Linked DNA regions of Homo sapiens: region 1 is linked to region 2. The links are chromatin contacts, found by Hi-C or POLR2A ChIA-PET in ENCODE. All regions are on one chromosome and are shown on one strand. Each heading gives the region's core, a stretch centred on a gene start or an enhancer-like site at or near the end of the contact. The rest is flanking DNA. Distances are from core to core; before and after follow the strand shown. Region 1 has its middle 31 kb from the start of RESF1. Region 2 holds the start of LINC02422 (long intergenic non-protein coding RNA 2422).

Region 1 (5,686 bases), core at 1,520-4,019, 41 kb after region 2:
TCCGCCTCCCGGGTTCATGCCATTCTCCTGCCTCAGCTTCCCGAGTAGCTGGGACTACAGGTGCCTGCCACCACGCCCAGCTAATTTTTTGTATTTTTAGTAGAGACAGGGTTTCATGGTGTTAGCCAGGATGATCTCGATCTCCTGACCTCGAGATCCACCTGCCTCGGCCTCCCAAAGTGCTGGGATTACAGGCGTGAGCCACCGCGCCCAGCCAATTGCTTGATTTTTGATACCATGCCAGATCATTTTCCAAGTCCACTTGCCCGAATGTCACACTCGTAAGAAATGATAAGTATCCATGTGGGATTGGTTCTAGGATCCACCCTCAGTTACCAAAATCCACGGATGCTTAAGTCTCTTATGTAAAATTACATAGTATTTGCATATGACCTACTCACATCCTCCTACACACTTTAAATCATCTCTAGATTACTTATAATACATAATACAATGTAAATGCTATGTAAATAGTTGTAATTCTGTATTGTTTAGGGACTAGTGACAAGAAAAAATAGTCTGTACATGTTCAGTACAGAAGCAATCTTTTTTTTTTTTAAGAGACAGGGTCAGGCGTGTATACAGGCGGCACATGTTAATAAACTGTTTCGGCCAGGCACGGTGGATCATGCCTGTAATCCCAGCACTTTGGGAGGCCGAGGTGGGCAGATCACGGGGTCAGGAGATTAAGACCATCCTGACTAACACGGTGAAACCCCGTCTCTACTAAAAATACAAAAAATTAGCCGGGCGTGGTAGCAGGCGCCTGTAGTCTCAGCTACCGGGAGGCTGAGGCAGGAGAACGGCGTGAACCCGGGAGGCGGAGCTTGCAGTGAGCCGAGATCGCACCACTGCACTCCAGCCTGGGCCACAGTGCGAGACTCCATCTGAAAAAAAAAAAAAAAAAAAAGACGGGGTCTCAGTCTGTTGCCCAGGCTGGAGTGCAGTGGCACAATCATAGCTCACTGCAGCCTCAAACTCCTGGGCTCAAGCAATCCTCCCACCTCAGCCTTCTGAGTAGCTGGAACTCCACACCACTGTGCTAGGCCTCTTTTTTTGTTTTGTTTTTGGTTTTTTTGAGACAGTTTTGCTCTTGTTGCCCAGGCAGGAGTGCAGTAGCACAATCTCGGCTCACTGCAACCTCTGCCTCCCAGGTTCAAGTGATTCTTCTGCCTCAGCCTCCCGAGTAGCTGGGACTACAGGCGAGTGCCACCACGCCCGACTAATTTTTGTATTTTTAGTAGAGACAGGGTTTCACCATATTGGCCAGTCTGGTCTCGAACTCCTGACCTCGTGATCCACCCACCTCGGCCTCCCAAAATGCTGGGATTACAGGCGTGAGCCACTGCACCCCGCCAATTTTTTGTATTTTCAGTAGAGACAGGGTTTCCCCATGTTGGTCAGGCTGGTCTCGAACTCCCGACCTCAGGTGATCTGCCCGCCTCAGCCTCCCGAAGTGCTGGGATCACAGGCATGAGCCACCTCGCCTAGCCTGTTTTTTGTTTTTTTGAGACAGGGTCTTGCTCTGTCACCCAGGCTGGAGTGCAGTTTTGCAGTGGCATGATCCCGGCTCACTGCAGCCTTAACTGCTCAGGCTCAAGCGACCCTCCCACCACAACCTCCCAAGTAGCTGTGTCCCACAGGCACACACCACAGTGCCTGGCTAATTTTTTTATTTTCTGTAGACATGGAGTCTCCCCATGTACTCAGGCTGGTCTCAATCTCCTGGGCTCAAATGATCCTCCCCCATCTTGTTCTCCCAAAGTTCTGGGATCACAGGCGTGAGCCACCGCCCCCAACTACTTTTTTAAAAATATTTTGATCTGCAGTTGGTTGAATCCTCAAATGTAAAACCCACAAATATGAAGAGCCGACAAGAACCAACATCTGACGAAGGTACAGAAAAACTACTGCACTACTGCTCTATAAGATTAGAAATTAATCTGTAAACATTGATACATTGTTAGGATGCTTTTGCCACCTGATAGAGACATTAATTCCAAATGTTCCAGGTCTTTATTGCCCTGAGAAAGTTAAGCAATCTTATAACTAATTTAGCAAATTTGTGTAAGGATTTTGCCTTTCAATATGAATGTATGTTCAAAGACAAAGGTCTGGAAAGATATGCACAAAATAAAATTAAACAGTGGTTATTTCTGGGGAGGAAAGTAGGAAATTGAATTTTTGCAACTTTTTGTACTTTTGTATTTTTCAGAAGTTCTTGTTTTTAAAATGTCAATGTAAAAGCACACACACAATAAATGTCTCCATCAACTCTTTGTCCACGACTAGAGAAATGGTTTAGTAAACTATATTTCTTTTCCTTGGAAACATATTCAATCATTAAAATTATGTTTATAAGGATTACATTATAACATGTAATTAAAGAAAGGGAAAACTATGCACAGAAAAGTTATAGGAGGAAAAACACCAGTGCATTAATTATATTGATAATATTTTATTTTTTTAAGTATTCTTATCTAATGAGAATGTAACATTTTTGTAATAAGGAAAATGTTAGTAAAAACAAAACACAGCATGTTTCAGCATGCCCTGACTCTTCTTTGAGGATATGTGATACAATAGATTGGCCTTTTGTGACTTTTACAAAAGGTTGTAGTTTTTGTTCCCTCCACACTTAAGAATTTTATCTCACATCATGAATATCTGACTTCTGGCTTTTTTTTTTTTTTAAGGTAAGCAAGCTAACATTTAAAACTGTGATTAAATAAGAGTATCTTTCAAGGTTTGGCTAAGGAGAGCTAACATTTCCGTGCTGTGCTGTTAATCAAAGGAACTTCTTCAGCTGGTTTTGTTTTGTTTTGTTTTGAGACGGAGTTTCGCTCTTGTTGCCCAGGCTGGAGTGCGGTGGCAGGATCTCAGCTCACTGCAACCTCTGCCTCCTGGGTTCAGGCGATTCTCCTCCTCCTGGGTTCAGGCGATTCTCCTGCCTCAGCCTCCTGAGTAGCTGGGATTACAGGCATGCACCACCACACCGGGCTAATTTCTGTATTTTTAGTAGAGACGGGGTTTCACCATGTTGGTCAGGCTGGTTCCTTTTTAACTGAAACATGTCAGAGAGGAAAAATTTTCCTCAACCCTCTTATGTTTTGTAACTGAGGGCCTGCAAATTAAACTAATAAAAGACATAGTAACAGGAGAAAAGGCACACCATTTTTATTAATATTTGCATGCAAAAGAGTTCTCAGGAAAGAAGTAGTTAGACTTGCGGTTTTATGTACCTTTTTAACAAAGGAAAGAGGGTTTGAGCTTCAAGGAACTAATTGTGGGGCACTGAGTAGGAAACATGGGGGAATTAATGGAAGATAAGGGCTATTTTAGAAAGATCTGTTTATGCAAATTCATCTTGGTGTTAATTCCCATCTTTGGTAAAAATCACTCTTCTCTCCCTGGTACTGGGTGGGTGGGGAAGCACCTTCCTCAATGGGAAATTTATGCCCTGCTTTTAGGCTCTGTCACCCAGGCTGGAGTGCAGTGACATGATCATGGCTCACAGCAGCTTCGACCTCCAGGGTTCAAGCTATCCTCCCGCCTTAGCCTCTTGTGTAGCTGGGACCACAGGCTAGCACCACCACACTCAGCTAATTAAAAAAAAAAATTTTGGTGGAGATGTTCCCGAACCGAACCAGGCCTGGCTGTATGTTCTCACAGCCCAATAATGAGATGCAGATGGACTGGGAAAGAAGGGAGTTTATTTCTGTAACTGGATACAGGGAGAAGATCAGAGATTATTCGCCAGACCAACTCAAGGTATTACAATTCTTCCCATGCTCATACATGTTTGGACTACATGCCTACGTGCAGTATCACATTTGCCTAAGTTTATCAGTAATTAATTTTGCTTCAACTAGAAGGTCAGAGGCCAAAAATGCCCTCTAAATCTACCTAATCCGTGAGGGTCCTCGTACCAGGGTGATTAAGAAATGTCTCCTAAATTTACTTAAGGAGGATCCTGGCACCAGAGCAATTACTTCTACTTTATCTTACCTACGGTTTGGTCCTAAGAGTTGCTCCAGACCCTCCTCCTTAAAATAAATCGTTTCAAGGACTGTCTATGTTACCTTGACTCGCCCCAGATGTCAACCCGAGACAGATCCTGGTACAAGGAATGTAAGGCTGTCTCCATTATCTTGACGTGCTCCAGGTTTTAGGAGAAGCCTGTGCAAGGCACTTACTGAACATATATTTCATTTCTGGTTCTGACGTCCGAGCATTGATTTTCCCTAGACTTAATTGTTAGCCCAATATTAAGGCAAGCGCTGTGGAAATTCATCTATGTAAATGGAGTGCTATGGAGCCCTGTCTGTGTGACTGTCAGGGAGAACTGGCCTGCCACAGATATGAGGTCTCACTATGTTGCCCAGGTTGGTCTCGAGTTTCTGGGCTCAAGTGATCCTCCTGCCTTGGCCTCCCAAAGTGCTCGGATTACAAACATGAGCCACCGCTCCCAGCCACCTGCATCTCCTGATTCTCAATTACCTTCAGCTCAAAATTTTCCTATGACAATGTGTCATATTTTGGGGTCGCATATTCAGATCCCCTTCAAACAAAGATGAATAAAGTCAAAACACCTATGGGGTAAAAATTCCTCATTCTGAAGGCACCAGGTAAAGATTATGCTCTTTGGAGAGACAAGATAGAAACTGCCATTGCAAAATTATAACTGAGAAAATTATGACAGTAAAGGAGATCTGAGCTAACCAACTCCATCTTGCTTCAAGCTATCCAATTTGACTCCTGGGTGTACGTAGAACTAACTCAGGGAGGAACTCAATTTATAGTTTAACTTTCCCCAAACAAACTTCCTTCCTGCTTGGGGACTAGACTGCCTTTGTAGGACTAAAAAATTCGCCACGAGATCAGAAATTATGGTTTAGGAGTTATGCAGCTGGAGGCTACAAGATTCTGACTGTCCTCAAATTTCTCCTGGGGATAACATTACTATTGTAAAACATAAGATTAGTGCTTGAGACATTTTGCAGACCGTACACTTGATGGATCAGCTGGCACTACCTAGCTTGGTAAACTGGCTCATCTAATCTTGTAGCCCCCGCCCAGGACCTGACTCAAGCAAAAGGACAGCTTTGACTCCCTGTGATTTCATCTCTGACCCAACCAATCAGCACTTGCAACCCACTGGCTTCCCCACCCACCAATTTATCCTTAAAAACTCTGATCACCACGAGGTCAGAAGTTTGAGACCAGCCTGGCCAATGTGGTGAAACTCCATCTCTACTAAAAATACAAAAATCAGCCATGCATGGTGGAGCACACCTGTAGTCCCAGCTACTCAGGAGGCTGAGTCAGAAGAATTGCTTGAACCTGGGAGGCAGAGATTGCAGTGAGCCGAGATCGTGCCACTGCACTTCAGCCTGGGCAACAAAGTGAGACTCCATCTCAAAAAAAAAATAAAAAATAAAAAACAAAACTCTGATCACCAAATACTCGAATGCTTGGGGAGACTGATTTGAGTAATAATAAAACTCTGATTTCCCACACAGCCAGGTCTTCATGAATAATTCTTTCTCAGGCTGGGCGCCATGGCTCATGCCTATAATCCCAGCACTTTGGGAGGCTGACACAGGTGGATCGCTTGAGCTTAGGAGCCTGGGCAACATGGCGAAACCCTGTCTCTACTGAAAACACAAAAATTAGTGGGGTGTGG
Region 2 (5,822 bases), core at 915-3,414:
TGGGTTGGAAAGCAAACAGGAAATGACTGATGTAAAGAATATTGTGTTTTACATTTTGAAATACTATGCAGCCATAAAAAAGAATGAGTTCAATGTCCTTTGCAGGGACATGGATGAAGCTGGAAACCATCATTCTCAGCGAACTAACACAGGAACGGAAAACTAAACACCGCATATTCTCACTCATAAGTGGGAGTTGAACAATGAGAACACAAGAACACAGGGAGGGGAACATCACACCCTGGAGCCTGTCAGGGGGTGGGGGGCAAGGGGAAGGAGAGCATTAGGACAAATACCTAATGCATGCGGGGCTTAAAACCTAGATGACGGGTTGTTGGGTGCAGCAAACCACCATGGCACATGTATACCTATGTAACAAACCTGCACGTTCAGCACATGTATCCCAGAACTTAAAGTATAAAAAAAAAAAATGCCAAATTGCCCACCAATGCAGCTACAAAGATTTATAGTTCCAAGTATGTCTATTTTCCAGCAAATTCCCCAGCACCATGGAGATTTATCCATCTAAGTTAAAATGGTTTTCTGCTATTTTAATTTGCATTTCCTTAATTATGAATGCAGTTGAACATCTTCTCATTTGTTTATATGCCATATTTATTTTGTTTAGTATTTAATGCATGCTATTTAATATTTATTTTTATTTTAACAGTAGGTTTATATCTTTTGCCAATTTTCTTTTTAAAAAAACTTTTTTCCCAAATTCAAACGAGTGTCAGTAGAATGCCAATTTTCCTATTAAGTTGTTGGACTTATTACTTGTAAGAAATATATGTGCCAATCTTAAGTGTTGCAAATATTTTTCCCCAGAATGCTCTTTGCTTTTTAACATTTTAGTCACATGTTTTACTATGCTGTTTTTAATTTTTATGTAGCCAAACATAAATCTTTTTCTTCTTCTATATCCTCTGGATTAAAGATTTTGTCTTTTGCTTAAAAAGGCCTTTTCCTCAAGATTATACAAATATTGGAATGGAGGAATATTTTTAAATTTTCTTCTGTGTTTTCTCTGCTCTAGACAAAGACTAGCCCTTTGGGTCTCTTTATTCTCCCAGGTTAAAAGCTGTTTGGTTTGAGAATATTCTCTTGTACATCCTGCATTCTGTCCTCATTAATCTCCAAAGGAATTTCTTAATTAACGAGAGAAACCCTTTTTCTCTCATCTGAGATATACAATGTAGTTAGCTTGGAAACTCTGACAAGCCTCCTTTTCTATCTCTGAGCATCTCCTCTGCCTTGTCAACTCTTGTACGCTATCAACTAGTCTAAGTTTCTATTCCAGGATGTGGATTGTAATGAAGAAGGCCTTGAATTAAAAGGGACTTGGAGACAATATTGAAATATGACTAGAGGCTCAGTTCTCCAATATATGCAAAAGTTTTCTTCTCTGCAGTAGAGATGGTGCCTACAATGATTTCACAATTCTAGCCGGTACTATGAGGTTCATAAAAACATGGTCCACAAATTCAGGAACCATGTGTGTTTGTGTTTAACTGCTGTATTCCTGGCATTTTGCATGGTACATGGTATGGCAATGATCCTCAAAAAATATTTACTGATTTGAAGATTCTTTAAGTCAGAATGATTTGTATCTTCTCCAGCATATCTGGATCCTAAGGGGTGATGCCAACAAGAGTCCTGGAGAAAAGTGTTTCTGTTATAACGTGGCATGGTTAGGGCCTGAAGTATACATTTGCTTATATTTGCTGTATACCTTTGTGCTTTGCTCTCTTAATGATCCCCCAAAAGCTCCTTTCCCGCCTTCCCCAGGCCACAATGTTGCAGAAAAAAAGTTCAAGAATTGCTAACTTGACTGTGACTTGAAATGATTAAAATGCATGCTTAGAAACCAGTTTCTTAAACCAGTTTCTTAATTCACAAAGACTAGATAAAATCACAGCTGGGAATAGGAAGGAGATAGAAGAACAAGCAGCTTGATTGCAGGGGAAAGTGAAAGGAAATAGAGACTTAAAGGAAGAAGAAAGGAGAAAAAGATCTTCCATCATGAAGGCTGAATGATAGGGGAAATTTTTCACACACCCCTATAAACAAACACAGAATCTGAGGACAATCCACATCCCACCTTTGTAGACATTTAAAGTCACCCTACCTTGATGAGGAGGAACTCAGATGCCTTGAGTTGAAAATGGCCCAACTGTCTGATAGAACTGGTATTTGTGGTTTCTTTTGAATAAAAGAAAGAAACTGAAAGAAAACTGACCCTCCCAGTCTTAAAACTTGAGAAAGTTACATTTGTCTTAATCTGAGTTCCTTCCTCATGAAGCCAACCATCAGGCCTCCCAGATATTATCAAGGAACTGAAACTTACCAGATCACTGCATCTGGACAATGAGGAGCCAGACCCCTCACCCATCATGATTGCCTAAGCAACCACCTGCTTCTTGTTGACCAACTCCTCCCCTTTACCCCTCCCTAATTCTTGTTTTCCCAAAAATGGTTACATTTCTTTTCTGTTATACAAACCCTTAATTTTAATCAGTCAGGGAGATGGATTTGGGACTGATCTAGAACTCATCTCCCATCTCCTCAGCTGCAGCACCCAACTAAAGCCTTCTTCCCTGGCAATACCCATTGTCTCAGTGATCAAGCAGCAGTACCTAGACAGAACCCCTGGCATTTCGGTAACAGGGCGAATAAATGGATGTGCAAGGAAAACCTCTTCATCTTAAATAAAGGGCAGATGAACACTAAGCCTTAGGATGGTGCCAATGAACACATGTTGGGTTGTTTCCACTTTTTGACTATTATGAATAATGCTGTTATGAACATTGTATACAAGTAGAGGAAGGAGTCTAAAGGCCCAGGGAAACAAGAATGATGCATGAATCTGTTATGAACAGCCTGCCCTGCCACTCTGAAAGACAGTCATCCCTGGAAGAGCCTGGAGGACGTCCCCTATACCCAGGCATTACAGATGCAACAGTAAGGAGACTTGAGCATTCTTATAAAACTGTGTTGCAGCTGTTCTTTGCCAGCAGGAGATGGTGGCAAAGGATGTTGCCATGGAATTGAATTTCCTGATCTCAGCTGGAATAAAGGATCCAGGAGTGGTAGAGGCCAGTTGCAATCCTTAGCTTGCAGTGACAAGGTGTCTTAGTCAGTTTGGGTTTAGTCAGTCAGAATACCATAGATGGGTACTTAAACAACGAACATTTATTGCTCAAGTTCTGGAGACTGGAAGTCCTGAGATTAGGGTGCCAGCATGGCTGGTTTGCAGTAAAGGCTTGCCTCCTGGTTCACAGATGGCTGTCTTCTCACATGGCAAAGAGAGTGAGAGCTCTTCTCTTTCTCTTCTCTAAGGACACTAATCCTATAGCAGGAGCTCCACCCTCATGAGCTCATCTATACCTAATTATTTCCCAAAGACCCCACTTCCTAATACCATCCCATTGGCGGTTAGGGTTTCAACTTACGGATTTTGGGGGAACACAAATTGCATAACACAAGGTGAGTACAATTACCAGAGTAACCCACAGGGATGAAGTGTGTACGATCACAGGGTATGAACTTTCGGGATATGTAACATCGTGTAATCAGTCATAAGACTGTAGGAATTAAATACAAGGGCAGCCCAAAGTACTTCTTCACATATCCAGGCAATGATTCTAGGTCTAGTGGGCAGAAACCTAGTTTAAGTCACTGTAGTGGGAATTCACACACTCTTAGCCAGTTTCTCAAACTAAGCTAGTTCAGACTTGGAGCCCGAAAGCACACTGCAATGTGACCACAGGTGTGTTTTGTGGATCTTCAGTAAAACATTCCCCAGAAATAAGTAGGGCCATTTCCCAGTGTGACTATAAACTGGAGACAGGTAAATATTTTTTTTGGTGGAGGGGGGGGCTAATTGATTTTGGCTCTGAACTGATGCTAATCCATGGAGACACAAAATAAAGTAAGATGAAATGAAACAAACGCAACAACAACAAATCCAGCATAGTCCACCACTCAGAGTAGAAGTTTACAGAACCCAGGTGATAGATGGAACCTTGACCAGAGTCAGTTTCCCAGTGTGTCCAATGGCGTGATGGAGCCATTCAGTGGTTACTTCTCTAGTCTCAGAATGAACGGTGGGAAAAGGTATATTTAGCAACTGTTCTTTGATTGATGAAGCGAGGGAGGGCTATTATATTAAGAACATTCAAGTGAAAGCCTCTGAAAATCCTCAGATCACCAAAATAGTGTTCCCAAAGTAACTCTGCAATCTGGGGGAAATTCAGTGGCGACAGTTGTGCAACGGTGAGTGTACGTAATGCCACCGAATGTTACACTTAAAAACGGTTAAAAAAGGCCGGGCACGGTGGCTCACGCCTGTAATCCCAGCACTTTGGGAGGCTGAGGCGGGCGGATCACGAGGTCAGGAGATCGAGACCTTCCTGGCTAACACAGTGAAACCCCGTCTCTATTAAAAATACAAAAAATTGGCTGGGCGCGGTGGCTCACGCCTGTAATCCCAGCACTTTGGGAGGCCAAGACGGGTGGATCACGAGGTCAAGAGTTCGAGACCATCCTGGCTAACACGGTGAAACCCCGTCTCTACTAAAAATACAAAAACAAAAGTAGCCGGGCATGGTGGTGGGCGCCTGTAGTCCCAGCTACTCAGGAGGCTGAGGCAGGATAATGGCGTGAACCCAGGAGGCGGAGCTTGCAGTGACTGAGATCGCGCCACTGCACTCCAGCCTGGGCGACAGAGGGAGACTCTGTCTCAAAAAAAAAAAAATTAGCCGGGCGTGGTGGCGGGCGCCTGTAGTCCCAGCTACTCGGGAGGCTGAGGCAGGAGAATGGTGAGAACCGGGGAGGCAGGGCTTGCAGAGAGCTGAGATCGTGCCACTGCACTCCAGCGTGGGCAACAAAGCAAGACTCTGTCTCAAAAAAAAAAAAAAAAAGTTAAAATGTTAAATTTTATGTAATATATACTTTGTCACAATAAAAAAGTAAATGATCATAAACAGCTCTATTGTTTTAACTTGTACATATCGTGTTTCTTTCATTTTAAAGTAGAAACAGTAGCTATTTAAAATCAAAAGATAATTTCAAACATTGCTTGTTGTCATTGAATTCAAGAAGAAAACTTTAAAAAAGAAAAACCACACAAAACTAAAAATAATAAGGCCAGGCGTTGGTGGTTCACACCTGTAATCCTAGCACTTTGGAAGGCCAAGGCAGGTGGATCACCTGAGGTCAGGAGTTCAAGACCAACCCGGCCAACACAGCAAAACCTGGTCTCTAGTAAAAATACAAAAATTAGCCGGGCATGGTGGTGCACACCTGTAATCCCAGCTACTCAGGAGGCTGAGGTGGGAAAATTACTTGAAACCGGGAGGCGGAGTTTGCAGTGAGCAGAGATTGTGACACTGAACTCCAGCCTGGGTGACAGAGCAAGACTCCCTCTTGAAAAAAATAAATAAATAAATAAGTAAAATAAATAAATAATAAAGTGTACTCCATATGTATTCAATTTGTTTTATTTTTGTTTGTATGAACATATACAACACAAATTTAAAATATATAAGTAATTAATTGTGGAAAATGGGATCTATCGTGAGGATAAAGCAAAGTTATGCAACAAGATGAAGCAACAAAAAGTGATTTTTGAGGATGATTGCAAATTATCTTAAGTAATTTAGAAAGTTCACAATTTCCTGAGCTTTAACAGCATTAACAGGAAGCATTAAGAACAAGGATGTGGTTAGGTGTCTATTGGTTTGTCAGAAAGACATGTAACATGAAAACCACTGACATTAAGAGACAGGTAGCAGCTTTAATAATTTACCAGCCTTGTATTT

Evidence for each region. Hi-C counts contacts between places; a loop is a spot of excess contacts on that map. ChIA-PET counts read pairs that join two places held with the same protein, here RNA polymerase II (POLR2A). Pooled maps may share reads with other maps.
Region 1: a map of B cell shows a loop between it and region 2 (2.4-fold over the local background). The contact joins the enhancer-like site here to the promoter of LINC02422 in region 2. A Hi-C loop is called at or near these places in 7 of 168 maps with a recorded cell type or tissue (B cell, CD4-positive, alpha-beta T cell, CD4-positive, alpha-beta memory T cell and 3 more), 8 of 37 single-sample maps with no recorded cell type and 16 of 50 pooled maps. POLR2A ChIA-PET finds 5 or more read pairs at or near these places in 21 of 52 experiments (A549, B cell, CD4-positive, alpha-beta T cell and 16 more).

Annotation. Positions count from the first base shown.
Region 1 is chr12:31,925,867-31,931,552 of GRCh38, forward strand. No RefSeq gene overlaps it. Among named protein-coding and RNA genes, the nearest start is that of RESF1, 31 kb to the right of the region's middle. Within about 2 kb of position 2,770, at least 3 of the 41 ENCODE cell types and tissues checked have a DNase peak (open chromatin) inside an H3K27ac peak, as active enhancers do; they include CD4-positive, alpha-beta T cell and CD8-positive, alpha-beta T cell, where a contact is called at or near this core.
Region 2 is chr12:31,885,039-31,890,860 of GRCh38, forward strand. LINC02422 (long intergenic non-protein coding RNA 2422) reads right to left here and starts at 2,165. Exons shown (of 2, transcript NR_135029.1): 1 at 2,129-2,165.